3 separate regions of the Homo sapiens genome follow, and all the other regions are linked to region 3. The links are chromatin contacts, found by Hi-C or POLR2A ChIA-PET in ENCODE. All regions are on one chromosome and are shown on one strand. The core of a region is the stretch at or near the end of the contact, and the rest is flanking DNA. Distances in the headings are between cores, read along the strand shown.

Region 1 (4,597 bases), core at 619-3,118, 7.2 Mb before region 3:
GTCACTTGTGCTAAGTGCCAAGTAATCAAACTGAACTTTGAAATCAGGGCCAGTTTTCCAAAAGCAGGAGATTCACAGCACCAATCAGAGGGGCCCTAGTTTACCTGAGCCAGCATGACAAGGAATCCCTCTGTTTTAACCCTATAAGGAAGGTAACTTTGAAATGACCAATCTGATTTTTGTTCCCTGTTTCTATTTTCTTCAACTCTTTTGTGCTTGTAAAGCCAAACCCCTCTGCTCAACTCACTGGAACACTATTCTAGAATCACAAATAAAAACCAATTATGCTAAATTTGCCATAATTTTGTTTTTTGACAAAGTTATGCTTTAATTTTTGTTTGTTTTTTTACAAATCAGACAAAGTAAGCATCCCCAAGTGTACTGTGTAGAGCATTCAGTCACAAAGGTTCTGTTAGTGTTAGTGGATCTCAGGAAGATCTGCTCAATGTAAGCTGTGTTTTAGTATCACAAAAACTCACCTCCCCACCTTGATTATTTTTTGAGAGGACAGGGAAAATGTTGATGTAAACTTTGGAATGCCTTTATGGAATTTTAGGCTAGTGGTTCCCATGTGTCCTATTAGCCAACATTTCCCACCAGATTTATTCTCATCCCCTTCCAAGTTTGGGAACCCCACATCTCTTCTGGGGTCACAGTTCCCTGTTTCATGAGGGACAGGTAAAAGCCAAGTCTCTCTCTTGCATCTTTTCATCCTTTTTTTTTTTTGAGACGGGGTCTCACTCTGTTGCCCAGGCTGGAGTGCAGTGGCACAATCTTGGCTCACTGCAGCTTCCGCCTCCCGGGTTCAAGCTATTCTCCTGCCTCAGCCTCCCGAGTAGCTGGGATTATAGGCACTCGCCACCACGCCAGGTTAATTTTTGCATTTTTAGTAGAGTCAGGGTTTCACTATGTTGACCAGGCTGGTCTTCACCCCTGGCCTCAAGTGATCTGCCCGCCTCGGCTTCCGTAAGTACTGGGATTACAGGTATGAGCCACTGTGCCCCCGGCGTAAATCTTTTTTTCTTTTCTTTTTTGTTTTTTTGAGACAAAGAATCTCGCCCTGTAGCCCAAGCTGGAGTGCAATGGCGCGATCTCGGCTCACTGCAGCCCCCACCTCCCGAGTTCAAGCGCTTCTCCTGCCTCAGCCTCCCCAGTAGCTGGGATTACAGGCGCCCGCCACCACGGCCGGCTAATTGTGTGTGTGTGTGTGTGTGTGTGTTTGTATTTTTTTTTTTTTTTTTTTTTTTTAGTAGAGATGGGGTTTCACCATGTTGGCCAGGCTGGTCTCGCACCCGTGACCTCAAGTGACCCACCCGCCTCGGCCTCCCAAAGTGCTGGGATTACAGGCGTGAGCCACCGTGCCCGGCCATAAAGCTATTTTTGAAAAATGAAACCTATGTCTCATTTTGACTCTACATCAAAAATAAAGACTGAAAGGAAACGCTAATTCATAGGGCAGCAGGTCTTTTAGTAATTTTTTTTAAACCTCTTTGGTGGCCATGGCGCATTTTGAGAACGTGGTGAACGCTGTAGACCCTTCCCCTCCAAACATCGCAAAATATTGTCTGTTAAAGAAGAGACTGATCTCACTGGCACCATCTGTAGTTTTTGCACAACTGGTCACGCCCTCCACTGTCGGGTTCGCCGGTCTGGGACCCGCCTCGGCCAGCGAACCTTTGCTGAACTCTGGCGAGGACTCCGCCTCTAGGACTACAATCGCGGGGTGGGTCGGGTCGCTTGGAGGCAACTGGCTCCGCCCGGCCGCGGGCGAGTCCGGAACACAGTTACCCGCCCCTGTAGCCCACCGGAGCGCAAAGGGGGAGGAAGGCGCCAGGCCGGAAGCGGAAGAGAGGGCGGGGACGTGTTTGGCAGCGGGACGCACCATTTCAGTTGTGTTCTTGGTTCATTTCGTGTCTCGGCGATGTTTCCTAGAGTCTCGACGTTCCTACCTCTTCGCCCCCTTTCCCGCCACCCTTTGTCCTCTGGAAGCCCGGAGACATCAGCGGCTGCGATTATGCTACTCACTGTTCGGCACGGAACAGTCAGGTACCGCAGTTCAGCGCTGTTGGCCCGGTAGGTCCTCAGGCAACCCCGTGCCCCGTCCTGTACATCCTCCGACTTCCTGGGGTCGATGTTACCACCTGCTGGGTCTTAGAAGCTATTGCTTTAAATCTGAGGAAAGAGAAATCCCAGAAAGAAAAGATGACTTGCCCAAGGTCATAGTGTGCGTGAAAACAGAGCTACGATTACAAACCTGGTCGCTGTGCTCTACTACACGCCGCGCCTCATTCCTCTTGTCATCATCTCCTGTCAGTTTACCCAGGTTTTTATCTTTTGCCTCCCAAGATTTATTTGATAGTCTCATTTGTTTTCCTTCATTTATTCTTTAGTTCATTACTGAAAAACTCGAAAAACAGCGTGCCAGTACTGGTTGTAAACCCCAAGTGAGACAGTCCTGCCATCACGGAGCGTGTAGTTCCAGAAAGTAGACAATTCAAGTGCTATGTAGTGAAGTAATAGCTGAGATAGTGTAGGTAAACAGAGTACACTATTCAGCCAACATGAATGAGTACTTGCTGGGATAGCAAATAGGGACACCTAACCATTATAGGGGAGACTCAGGATATCGTTTCTGGAAAAGTCTGACGAAATCTGAAGGAGGACCACTGGTTGAAGTTAGCCAGGAAAAAAGGGAATTGTGGCATACTTGGTTTTGGTATTTATCCTCCGAGAACTTTATTATGAAAACCTAATTCCGCTGCATAAATTCCATGCGTAACACTCAGAAGGCAGTTTGGTTAAGTACAGTGCTGAAGCAGGTTAGTAGCAGTGAAGATGGGAAGGACCAGCTGAATGGAGGAGAAAAATTGCACAGGTAGAATTAAAGGGATGTGACGTCATGGGATAATGGTAGGGTAGTCAGAGATAGCAAAAATTTCAACTGGCTGCGTTGGAGTATTAGGGTATCCTTAATGTTAACAGAAGAATGCGGAGCCAGGCTTGAGAAAGATTTTTCCATATATTATAATTTTTAGAAAACAACAAATACCTGTTTATGTTAGGGGGCCTTTTAATATAGAAAGTGTGAAAAATGGAAAGTCAGTCTGAAAGAGGAGTCTTGAATGTGGTGTTGAAGGTGTTGCATTTGAAGTACTGATGAGCTGCTGTCAGTGGAAACAAACTCAGGTGGGAGGTTAGGTCGAGAGGTTTATTATTTTTAGTGCTAGGGAGTTACTTAGACGTGATTTTCCTATAATGTAGATTGTTTTCTGTGGTATGATAGCAGTCTTGAAAGAAAACATTGTAGTAAAGATTACATGTGAGATTCATTCCCCTGATTACCACTTTTCTATTAAAATACCTTGAATAGTAACTTTAAATGTAAAATAATGACCATTTTCTTAAATAGATTGTACCATATATTGAATATTATAATGAGAGTCCTGTGTACTGATTATGAGGATACTAGTTATGCAGTTGGTTTTTTATTCTAATTTTTAAGTGCCTGATTTGATAGCCTCTGACGTTTTCATAAGCAGATCAAATAGTTTCAGCATTTTTTGAAATTGCCATTTTCTCTTTCATGTAAGTATCCTTAACCTGCGGCTGCCATTTTCTGGCTTTGAGAACTTGATAATATATATATATATATATATATATATATATATATATATATATATATATGGACAGAGTCTTGCTCTGTCGCTTAGGCTGGAGTGCAGTGTGTGATCTCGGCTCACTGCAACCTCTGCTCCCTGGGTTCAAGCGATTCTTCTGCCTCAGCCTCCCAAGTAGCTGGGACTACAGGCACCCACCACCACACCTGGCTAATTTTTGTATTTTTAGTAGAGACTGGATTTCACCATATTGGCCAGGCTGGTCTTGAACTCCTGACCTCATGATCCGCCCACCTCCGCCTCCCAAACTGCTGGAATTACAGGCGTGCACCACCATGCCCAGCTGAACTTGATACAATATTTAACCCAGGGTCTGATACAGGCTCTTGAGCTCACCTGCATGGGAATCACCTGGGGTTTAGTTAAAATGTTAAATTCCAAACTAAGAATTGTGTTTTAAGTCAGCTCCCTATGTGATTTGTATAACCTGTAGAGATTCATAACCACTACTTTAACTTCTGTGGGCAACAGTTTGTACTGTAAAGTGAGAATAATGAAACCTGTTCTGTTAAAGTGTAAGGATTAAGTAACATACATAGCTACTGTAACGTGGTCCTCTGACCAGCAGCGTTAGCGTCACCTGGGAGTTTGTTAGAAATGCAAATTCTCAAGTGTCTCCTGGACAAAGCTGTTGAATCAGAATTCTTTGGTGGGACCAAAGTATGTTTTAGCAAGGAGCATAGATAATTTCTGTGGGCCAGGTGTGGTGGCTCACACCTGTAATCCCAGCACTTTGGGAGGCGGGCAGATCGCTTGAGCCTAGGAATTCAAGCCTGGGCAACATGGCGAAACCCTGTCTCTACAAAAAATTAGTCCCAGTTAGGAGGCTGAGGTGGGAGGATCACCTGAGCTCAGGGAGGTCAAGGCTGCAGTGAGCTGAGATCACACCACTGCACTCCAGCCTGTCTGACAGAGTGAGG
Region 2 (4,448 bases), core at 1-2,500, 5.5 Mb before region 3:
GCTGTTACTTCCTTTGTGTTCATAATTTTTTTAAATCTCTATTTACTTACTTGACCTATGTAAACCAATCCATTGAGGGAGTCAACTGCAACACAAAATGTTGTTCCGGTAAAATATTCTGGGTGCTTAGGCCAACCCACATCCAGCCGGTAAAGAATTTTCTCAGTTCTCCAGGAAACTGCAAAAGTAAAGTTCCTCAAAACCTTAAACAAAATCAGACAATTCAGATTTAGTTTACCGTCTAGGTAAGAACAAAAAAAGGGCGGGGGGGCCGGGTAACAGGGCTTATTTTTAAGCATGCCTTGACAACTAGAAGTTTGCTGGACTGAAATAATTCCAAAGAAATGAGCTTAGATGCCTAAAGACCAACACGACCACAATACAAGTCTGCAAATTATTTGAGGATGTAGTAAGAGTTGGGAAAGAGGAAAATGGCGATGTAACATACACAAATTTTTAAACTCAAAGGGTCAAGGCAGTTTGGACCCAGGTGCAGGCTTTGAGACAAGCTACTGAGGGAACCAGGGCCTGCCACCTCCATGCCACGACCGTGGCGACGCCTCCCAACAGGGCTACCCGCACACCCGACAGTCATTTCCTCACTACCCAACTCACTGGAGAGCCACAAAAACGCGAATGCAAAACCAAAAATGCAAGAAAGAAGCCAGCACCGGCTACGCAGACCCAGAATCTCGCCATGACCAGACGGGAAGCCAGGAGAGGGAGGGTCCGCAGGTGTCTGGGGGAGGACCTGACAGCCTCAGGCTGCAACGGTTTGCAGCGGCACAGAGGGTCTGCCCGGGGCCCGAAGACCCTATCTCCGGTTTCCCCTCCCTGGATGCACGAGCTTTGAGTACGAAAGGGAACAGAGACCAGGGCGAATGAAAATCACAGAAGACCAGTTCCGGACTTCGTGTGCATTTCGGGGTCCCCGCCCTCATGTCAGGTGCTTCGGGCTGACCCAGTGACCACCCTTTCCCGCCCTCAGGGCAGTCCGCGCCGCTGACTTTCAGTGGCCACCAAAGTATGGGCGCCCGTAGATATGCCTTAATCGCTCGCCATTTATTCTTTTTAATCCAGAGGGCAAAATCAAAACATCGCACACTCAGACACGAGGTATGGTGGGGATGACATTCAAAATAATGACCGCTAGGCTTCGGGAAGGATTTTTGCCACATCCTATTCCTACCATCCAGGCATCCGCTATGGATGCCTATATTCCCACACCAGGACCCCACCTCTGGCTTTCAGGAAAGAGGGGCCCAAGCTGGCGGCGCAGTGTTGAGTTTACTTGGGCGCGACTGGCTTTATTGTAGGTCCCCATGAGCTGGTGGGGGCTGTAGGGGTAACCAGGCAGGGCGTCTGGCGCTGTTGGGGCTGCGTTTTTCCGGAGTCCCCCTATGCGAGGCCGTGCCCCTCTTCGCCCGGCTCCTGGTGCTCCCCAGCCGCCGGCCCGCTCCCGGAAGCTGCAGCAGCTGGTAACAAAGAGCCTGCCGGGCCGCCTGCTGCCGGGGCCGAGGTATCCAGGAGTCGGGCGGAGCGGCTGGGGATGAGCGCGAGCCGGACCATGCGTCCGGGTTCGCGGCGGTGAGGGTCGCGGCCGGCGGCCGAGGCGCAGGTGCGGGTCGAGAGACCGGCGCCTCCCTCCCCGCCGCCCGTGGACTCTGAGCGCAGGTGTTTCTACTCTGCCGGCCGCTCCACCTGGGAAAGCGCCTTCAAGAGCTACCTCTGGCGGCACCTGGCCCTCAGCTGCAGGGAAACCGCACTCAAACCTGCCGCCGAGCCCGGGTTTTTCTGCAAAACTCAGAGGACCTGGCTCTTGCCCGAGGTGCCCTGAACCATTGTGTGAATAAGCTGGGGAAGCCTGACTGGAGTGTTTTTTCTTTTTAATAAAAAGAGTTTTTCTGAATCTCAATTTTTAGAAATTTTTTTTGCGAAGTTTGCAATACTCTCTACCTCTTCGCATCCTCTCTTGCTCGTGGAGTCTTTTTCCTCCTCAGCTATAAATATTTTTTACTATCGGCGGAGCAGACCAGGGATGAACGTCTTTTAATTGCAAGTATAACTGTTAAAACCACGTCGGGATAGTAGTCAAGATGGATAAAAAGTCCTTTGAAATGGTGCTGGATGAAATTAGAAAGGTAATTAGACCGATTCCATGAATTATTTTATGAGATGAATTCTCGTGTTTTAGACTCTCTTTGAGGTACTGTATGGAGATTGTGCAGAATAAGGGTCCTAGGATTGCCAAATTGGTTTGAATTTTCACGTGTAATGGAGGAGTTTATATCTTGATACGTTTCCAGTACAAATAGAAATTAAGTTACGTTAACGCCAAATTTGAGACTCAGCACGGTGTCGTGGGAATTACATTTGTAAAGCCCTCGGTTCCAAAGCCGGCTTTACAAATCCGTAATAGCTCTGTACTTTTTGGGTAAGGGGTTTAATATTTTTGAGTTTATTGCCTCATCTTTCAGTAACACAAGAGTGACTGAAAACGAGAGGTAATACGCAGAAAGTTTCTTTTATGGTAGTTATTATGATGGGGTTTTCAAATCTAAGCATAAGGTAGAGTATATTTGTTGCGTTGGCCATGCAAAATTCGTGTCCTGATGGTAAGTGTGGCATTAAGTTTAAAGTCACGTTCTTAGGAATTGGCCGTCAATAACTTGAGCTTCAAAACTTTTTTCTCCTGCTTTCCAAGTTTTTGCTGCTTTTTGAGGCTGTTGTGTGGATCGCATTTCCCAGAGTGAACCAGACAGCAACAATTCTGGAAGGTAGTCTTGAGCCTAACAATATCTCAAGCACAAAAATACCGAGAAGTTACTTATTTTAAAATGTAAGGACTTGATGTACCATTGTTACATCAACACACGGTGCTTTCCTTCGGCCTTCCGGGCAATTATTCTTTCGTCAGCTGCATACCTTTACGACCCTTGACTGAAACGGAAGAAATTGTTGCCATGTGCTCTGGTGCTTATTTCAGTTTACAAAGCTATTATTAAAATTGTCTCTGGTCTTGCTGTTTTGCTTTGTTTTTATACAGCTTTTTTCTTTTTTCAAATTGACGTGTTTAAGTTTTCATATTTGATAATACTGAACATTCTTTTTTGAACAAGTTCTGCTTTTGCAAACCTAAGTGTCCAATTAATTTTTGAAATAAAATATTGGTTTGCTAATTATATGCCTAGAAATTTGTCACAATTTGTTCTTGGGCTGATTTTTAATTACTTTTCATGAGAAAATAATTGGTGAGTCCAAGTAGACCAGCAGATTTTTACTTTTGGAAGATACAGGGTCTCAGTGTGCATATTCTCTTCCTGGTGTCATAAAAACGTCACAGTAAATTCTAAAGAGGGGAATAGGAAATTTTCCAGATATGAAAGTGTTGTTCACATGAGATGGCAACTTAAGTCTGTATTTCTGGTCAGCAGTTAAAATATATCTTCTGCTGGCTTTGCCGAGTGATTAGACACATCAACATTGTCATGGTCTATTAAAATGGAATAAAATATTGGCATATCTAAATATGAGCATTACTACTGATTTTCTTAAAAATCGTTCTTTGTAAATGTAAGTCAGTTTAAACCAGGTCATCTCTTGAGTATCACAGTGAGTTTATATGATAGATAATACTGATTGTCACTACTGTCATTTAAAACAGAGGCATATAAGAAGCCACTAGCAGAAGAACTGGGAAAGGGAGTAGAAAGGGGGAAAAAGCAATGGTTAACTGATTATTCAAAAAGGAGGGAATGATAGCTATTAATTAGTGAGCACTTACTTTGTGAGCCTGTTTTTAAGCACTTTCTCCAGTCATTATTTGTTTTGATTCTCCTTACAACGCATGAGGTGTAGGCACTGTACTTCTTGCTTATAGCTGGTGGCCTATTCTCTGTGAGGTTAACTATCAGCTCAAGACTCCCTAGGTGGTAAGTTGGGGGCTGGGGGCAGTATTCAAACTATGCTTGCAGAGCACCATGCTGTCCTGCCTGGGGTTACAGCTGGGCCTCTCAGGCATTGATGGAAGAATTGAGATATGACTTGGCATCAGTACAATCCAAGACTTTGTTCAGAAACTTGTATTTGACTGTGTCCGATTATTACATTGATAATAAAACTCCTAGGAATACATTATTTAGAATGCCATTTTCTCCCTTTTCAGTGAATATTGAACTACTGAGCACCCAGGATATTTCAGTTGACTGGTCATAATACTTTCTCCTAGCAGAATGATATATGTGAAAAATATGAATATTAAAATTATTTTATAGTACAAGCAAAGGGATTAGTTCATTTTTAATGATTAGTGGCTACTGACTTAAGATAGCTGTTTCCATCTCTAAGCTGAGCAAATAGCTGCAAGGGGAGCATGTGTGATTTAGTGGGCTCTAGATAGTGCTGCATCAAAGCCACCAACTTCTCTCTCACCCACTGATAGATTCCGA
Region 3 (4,394 bases), core at 1,089-3,588:
ACAGCGTTAAGGTTTTGAAGATTTGTACCATTTCCTGATCATGAAGCAAGGGAGATATTCACTGATGAGGTTACTAAGGTCATCACTGATGAAAATCTGATACCAGGACAGGTCTGTAATGCTGATGAAACATCACTGTTTCGGCATTATTGCACCAGAAAAACACTGACTACAGCTGGTGAGACAGCTTCAATAGGAATTAAGGATGCTAAGGACAGAATAACTGTTCTGGGATGTGCTAATGCAGCACGCATGCATAAAGAAAACCTTGCTATGATAGACAAAAGCTTATATCCTTGTTGTTTTCAAGGAGTAAATTTCTTTCCAGTAAATTATTATGCTAACAAAAAGGCATAGAGAATTAGGGATATCTTTTCTGATTGGTTTCACAAACATTTGGTACTAGTGGCTCTTGCTTGCTGTAGGGAATCTAGACTGAATGATTAACGACTGCAAGATTTTGGCACTGCTTGATAAGGATTCTGCTCATCATCCAGCAGAAATTCTCATTAAAAATGTTTAGGTCATGTATTTTACCCTAATTGTGACTTCATTAATTCATCCATGTGACTAGGGTGTTCTTGGATCAATAAAGAATAAATATAAAAAGTTTCTTGATCAGCATGCTAGCAACAGTGAACAGAGGCATGAGTGTGGAAAGTTTTCAAAAGGAGTTTAGCACGAAGAATGCCCATGTTTGGAATACAGTGACAAATACACAGTTGTGCATGCCTGGCACAACCTCTGGGCTATAACTATGTTCAGTGATGGTGATGAACAAAGTGGTGACTTTGAAGGTTTCTATATGTCACATGAGAAAAAAAATAATGTCTGACCTCCATACATATACAAAAAAATACACCTTCAGAGTCTGGCAGTAAGATGGAAGAAACAGATGTCATGTAAGTTTTTACCAGCAATAATGCGGCTCTAATTATTCATTCATTGATCCATGGGGAAATAGCCAAAATGGTTCTTAATCAAGGTGATTATGATAATAGTGATGATGAAGATGATGTTAACACCGTAGAAAAAGTGCCTATAGATGACATGGTGAAAATGTGTGATGGGCTTATTGAAGGACTACAGCAGTTTATTTAGTATCCCCAAATGGGTTAAAACATGGATTTTTAGATTTTAAAATGCTGGGCTTCACCCTCAGAGTTTCTCATTCAATAGATTTTGGTCAGGGGACAAGAATGTGTATTTCTAACAAGTTTCCAGGTGATGATGATATCATCCTGGGATCCACACTTTACAATTCAATGACCGAGTATATTTATTTTTATGAGAGAATGTGTATTACTTGATTTCAGTTTATTCTCAATTACACAAAAAATAAATGAGGACACTTAATATTTTGAAAACATAAGATGGAAGAATGTATAGCTATAGCAACACATCTAACTAAACTATTACTCAGTAACCAAAAAAACTCAATAGATTCTCCAAAGCACAAATCAAGATGTCCTTTGCTGAACTGTATGAAGTTTCTGTGTTTTATTTTAATTAACTGACATGCTAAGGACAAACATTTTCTCGAACTTATTTGTTCTATAAATTGTTAACACATGAGTTTAAAAATATTTATATGGTAATAATTATCAGTCATCTTTTCTTTTGATTACTGATTGCTTTTGTGATTTAAAAAAATATTTTTCTATCCCGAGATTAGATATTCACCAGCAATTTCCTGATTTTTGATTTTGTCTTTCTTTACATATATCACTTTGGTCTACCTAGAAATTATTTTGATGCATGTATATTTTACTCAATTTTTAACTAAAATAAATACAATTATTTTTATACAGAAAATTCTTTAGGCATACTATATTCAGGGCATTGCAGTAAATACTCTCAGTGTTTATAATTATCTTTGTAAGATGCATATTAAAACAGCAAACATTGTTGAATTCTCCAAGTTAGTTTTATTTTATAGCATGAGGTGGTATAATCTTCTTAAGCATTCCTGGAAATATTTTTTTAAAAAAAATCACAAACGTATCACACATATCTAAAATTAAGTGTGCCAACTATATACCTTTGATGTTTCCTGAGAGTCCTGAGTTTGCAAAACCTTACCTATATAGCAACATTCAACTGTGTACAATTTTATGAATCAGGCATCACATTTTCCACGAGTCCACTCCACAGAAATGGCTTCAGTCCATTTCATCAAACTGCTATGTTGTGTCAATAAGCTTTCTATGCACTATTCCACTTTTAAGAACTGATGGCCCTTGTACATTTGGGTTTTTTTCAACCAACAGTTGCATGCTAAGAACATCTTCCAAATTCTGTTAGAAGACTGAAGAGGAACTTGGTCAGTTTTTCAGCAGTCATCCATGTCCTCTTGTTCTCATTTCTGTTTTCTTCCTCCAAAAAAAATCACTTCCCCTATCTTTGGCTCATTTATTTTTCTATGGTATATCACTGCCTAGCATTGGAGTTGTTTTAACTTTTTCCTTCACCTAGCATTACTTATCAACATGATAGTTACATTCCCAAAAACTATATTGTAAAAGAAAGCAGGGATGAAATATTTAAGACCTGATAGGAAAAGCAGGTTTAGGAGATCAGAGTTATAGTGAATCTAAAATAAAGGCTGATGGCTCATTAAATAAATCAACTAATGGCATTTTAAATATTTTTAAATAGAAAAAATTGGCATTGTTCAATAACTAGTATTCCTTCTTCCTAACAAACTTTTTATTTCATTAACCTACTAATCATCTAAGATTCTTATGAATATGTTTTTCCTTCTTGTAAATAAAAATTGTTATGAAATATTTTTTCTTGGATCTTCATGAAATGAAAAATGCTTTTAAGTTTTATTATTCAATTACCTTATTTAGCCCTGGAAAATTGAAGAAGAAAATGCCAGTGCACTGTGATATAGTCTTAAAATCCTTCTAAATGCATTGTTTTATATTCAAAAGAACTTAATGCCAAGGCATAAATGACCACAGCAGAGCACTGCTCTACCCTAAAGGTTTTACATCCCAATTCCTTTCCTTTGGCTTATGTTGTCTCAGTTTTCTATATTTCTCTCAAGGTTACGTTACAAAATTATCTATACATACTTGCTCTTCCATATATTTTACCTCTTCTTCTCAGGGCCCTATGTTTTGCTGTAATTTTAAAAATTATCTTCAAGAAAAATTGCCCAATTTTTACAAACATAGTATCCTAAATTCCCACATTTGTGAAAAAAGTATAAATATGTAAATACACATATGTAAAATTTTGTACAGTAGGAATGTTCATTGGGGAAACGTTACTGAAACTGACACAAAGTGTTTAACAGAAATTTGCTTAAAGGGATCAAATTTCACCTGGCATAGGAACATATTTAAAACAGTGGGGTTGACACAATAGCTACATCTGTGTAACCAAACCATCAAGGCTGACAAACTAAATCCAGTTGTTAGTAAAGTTAATGACTAATTCTGATCAATACATGGCCAAAAGAAAAAGAAAACACTGTATCATAAGAGCTGAAAAACATCTACTGGGAAATGACTATTTTGTGAATACTTAAAAGCCTTATAAATGTACTATTATATTTTCACTTTTTCTAAAGTATTATAATTGGCAGGGCTCAAATTAGTAAAGTTAAATATATTTCAACATTTTATTAAACACTGAAAATATTTTATCCATATCAAGTATCAGGGGCTTAAAATGAGCTATTCCAAAAAAAAGTATCTCTCATCAATACTTTCACTTTAAAAGAATTATTATAATTTATCCATATATGAAATACAAAAATTATTAGAACATGTATTAGGCTTAAATTGATTACAAATAAAAAACATTAATCTTGCCTGTAATCCCAGCTACTCAGGAAGCTGAGGCAGGAGAATCACTTGAGCCCGGGAGGTGGAGGTTGCAGTAAGTGGAGACTGAGCCACCGCACTGCAGCCTGGGCGACAGAGTGAGACTGTCTCAAAAAAAAAAAAATTAATACGACAACACAATAATAAATAAATTTAGCTCATCACAAGGGAGCATGGTCATTAAAATGAGTTTAGCAGAATAGTCAATTCAAACTTATTTCCAAAGACTAACAGTATAAATTATAGGCAGTTTGAGATTTAAAATGTGGCAAACCAAAAATAGGGCAGTATAAAGGCTACAGAGACTCAACTACCAATGAATGACAAAGAAAAACTGGCCCAATAGTTAGTCAAAATGTGACTATTAGTACTATTAGGCTAAAATTAAAAGTATTAATAAGTCTATTGATTATAGCAAATAAACCGCCAAAAAGCTCTAACAACTAAGACCCCTTTAACAGCTGAATCAACTTAATTCTTCTTAGACAAATGCTTTTTGCCACAAATATTCATTATACATCCATTTACATATTATGTTCTTAGAAAATAAGAGAA

What was found. Hi-C counts contacts between places; a loop is a spot of excess contacts on that map. ChIA-PET counts read pairs that join two places held with the same protein, here RNA polymerase II (POLR2A). Pooled maps may share reads with other maps.
Region 1: a loop to region 3 is called in a pooled map, with 4 times the contacts of the local background. The contact joins the promoter of MRPS31 here to the enhancer-like site in region 3. A Hi-C loop is called at or near these places in 1 of 168 maps with a recorded cell type or tissue (CD8-positive, alpha-beta T cell) and 2 of 50 pooled maps. POLR2A ChIA-PET finds 5 or more read pairs at or near these places in 1 of 52 experiments (naive thymus-derived CD8-positive, alpha-beta T cell).
Region 2: a loop to region 3 is called in a pooled map, with 7 times the contacts of the local background. The contact joins the promoter of PROSER1 here to the enhancer-like site in region 3. A Hi-C loop is called at or near these places in 2 of 168 maps with a recorded cell type or tissue (both naive thymus-derived CD4-positive, alpha-beta T cell), 1 of 37 single-sample maps with no recorded cell type and 10 of 50 pooled maps.

Annotation. Positions count from the first base shown.
Region 1 is chr13:40,768,461-40,773,057 of GRCh38, reverse strand. MRPS31 (mitochondrial ribosomal protein S31) reads left to right here and starts at 1,868. Exons shown (of 7, transcript NM_005830.4): 1 at 1,868-2,073. The coding sequence starts at 1,922. RefSeq lists an enhancer at 1,810-1,979.
Region 2 is chr13:39,034,891-39,039,338 of GRCh38, reverse strand. PROSER1 (proline and serine rich 1) reads left to right here and starts at 1,250. Exons shown (of 13, transcript NM_025138.5): 1 at 1,250-2,141. The coding sequence starts at 2,097. It overlaps NHLRC3 (NHL repeat containing 3), which reads right to left and starts at 883. Exons shown (of 7, transcript NM_001012754.4): 1 at 616-883; 2 at 51-203. The coding sequence starts at 699. RefSeq lists a silencer at 1,540-1,769 and an enhancer at 2,912-3,021.
Region 3 is chr13:33,546,220-33,550,613 of GRCh38, reverse strand. It overlaps a transcript of STARD13 not described here. Among named protein-coding and RNA genes, the nearest start is that of LINC02344, 210 kb to the right of the region's middle. Within about 2 kb of position 2,338, at least 2 of the 41 ENCODE cell types and tissues checked have a DNase peak (open chromatin) inside an H3K27ac peak, as active enhancers do.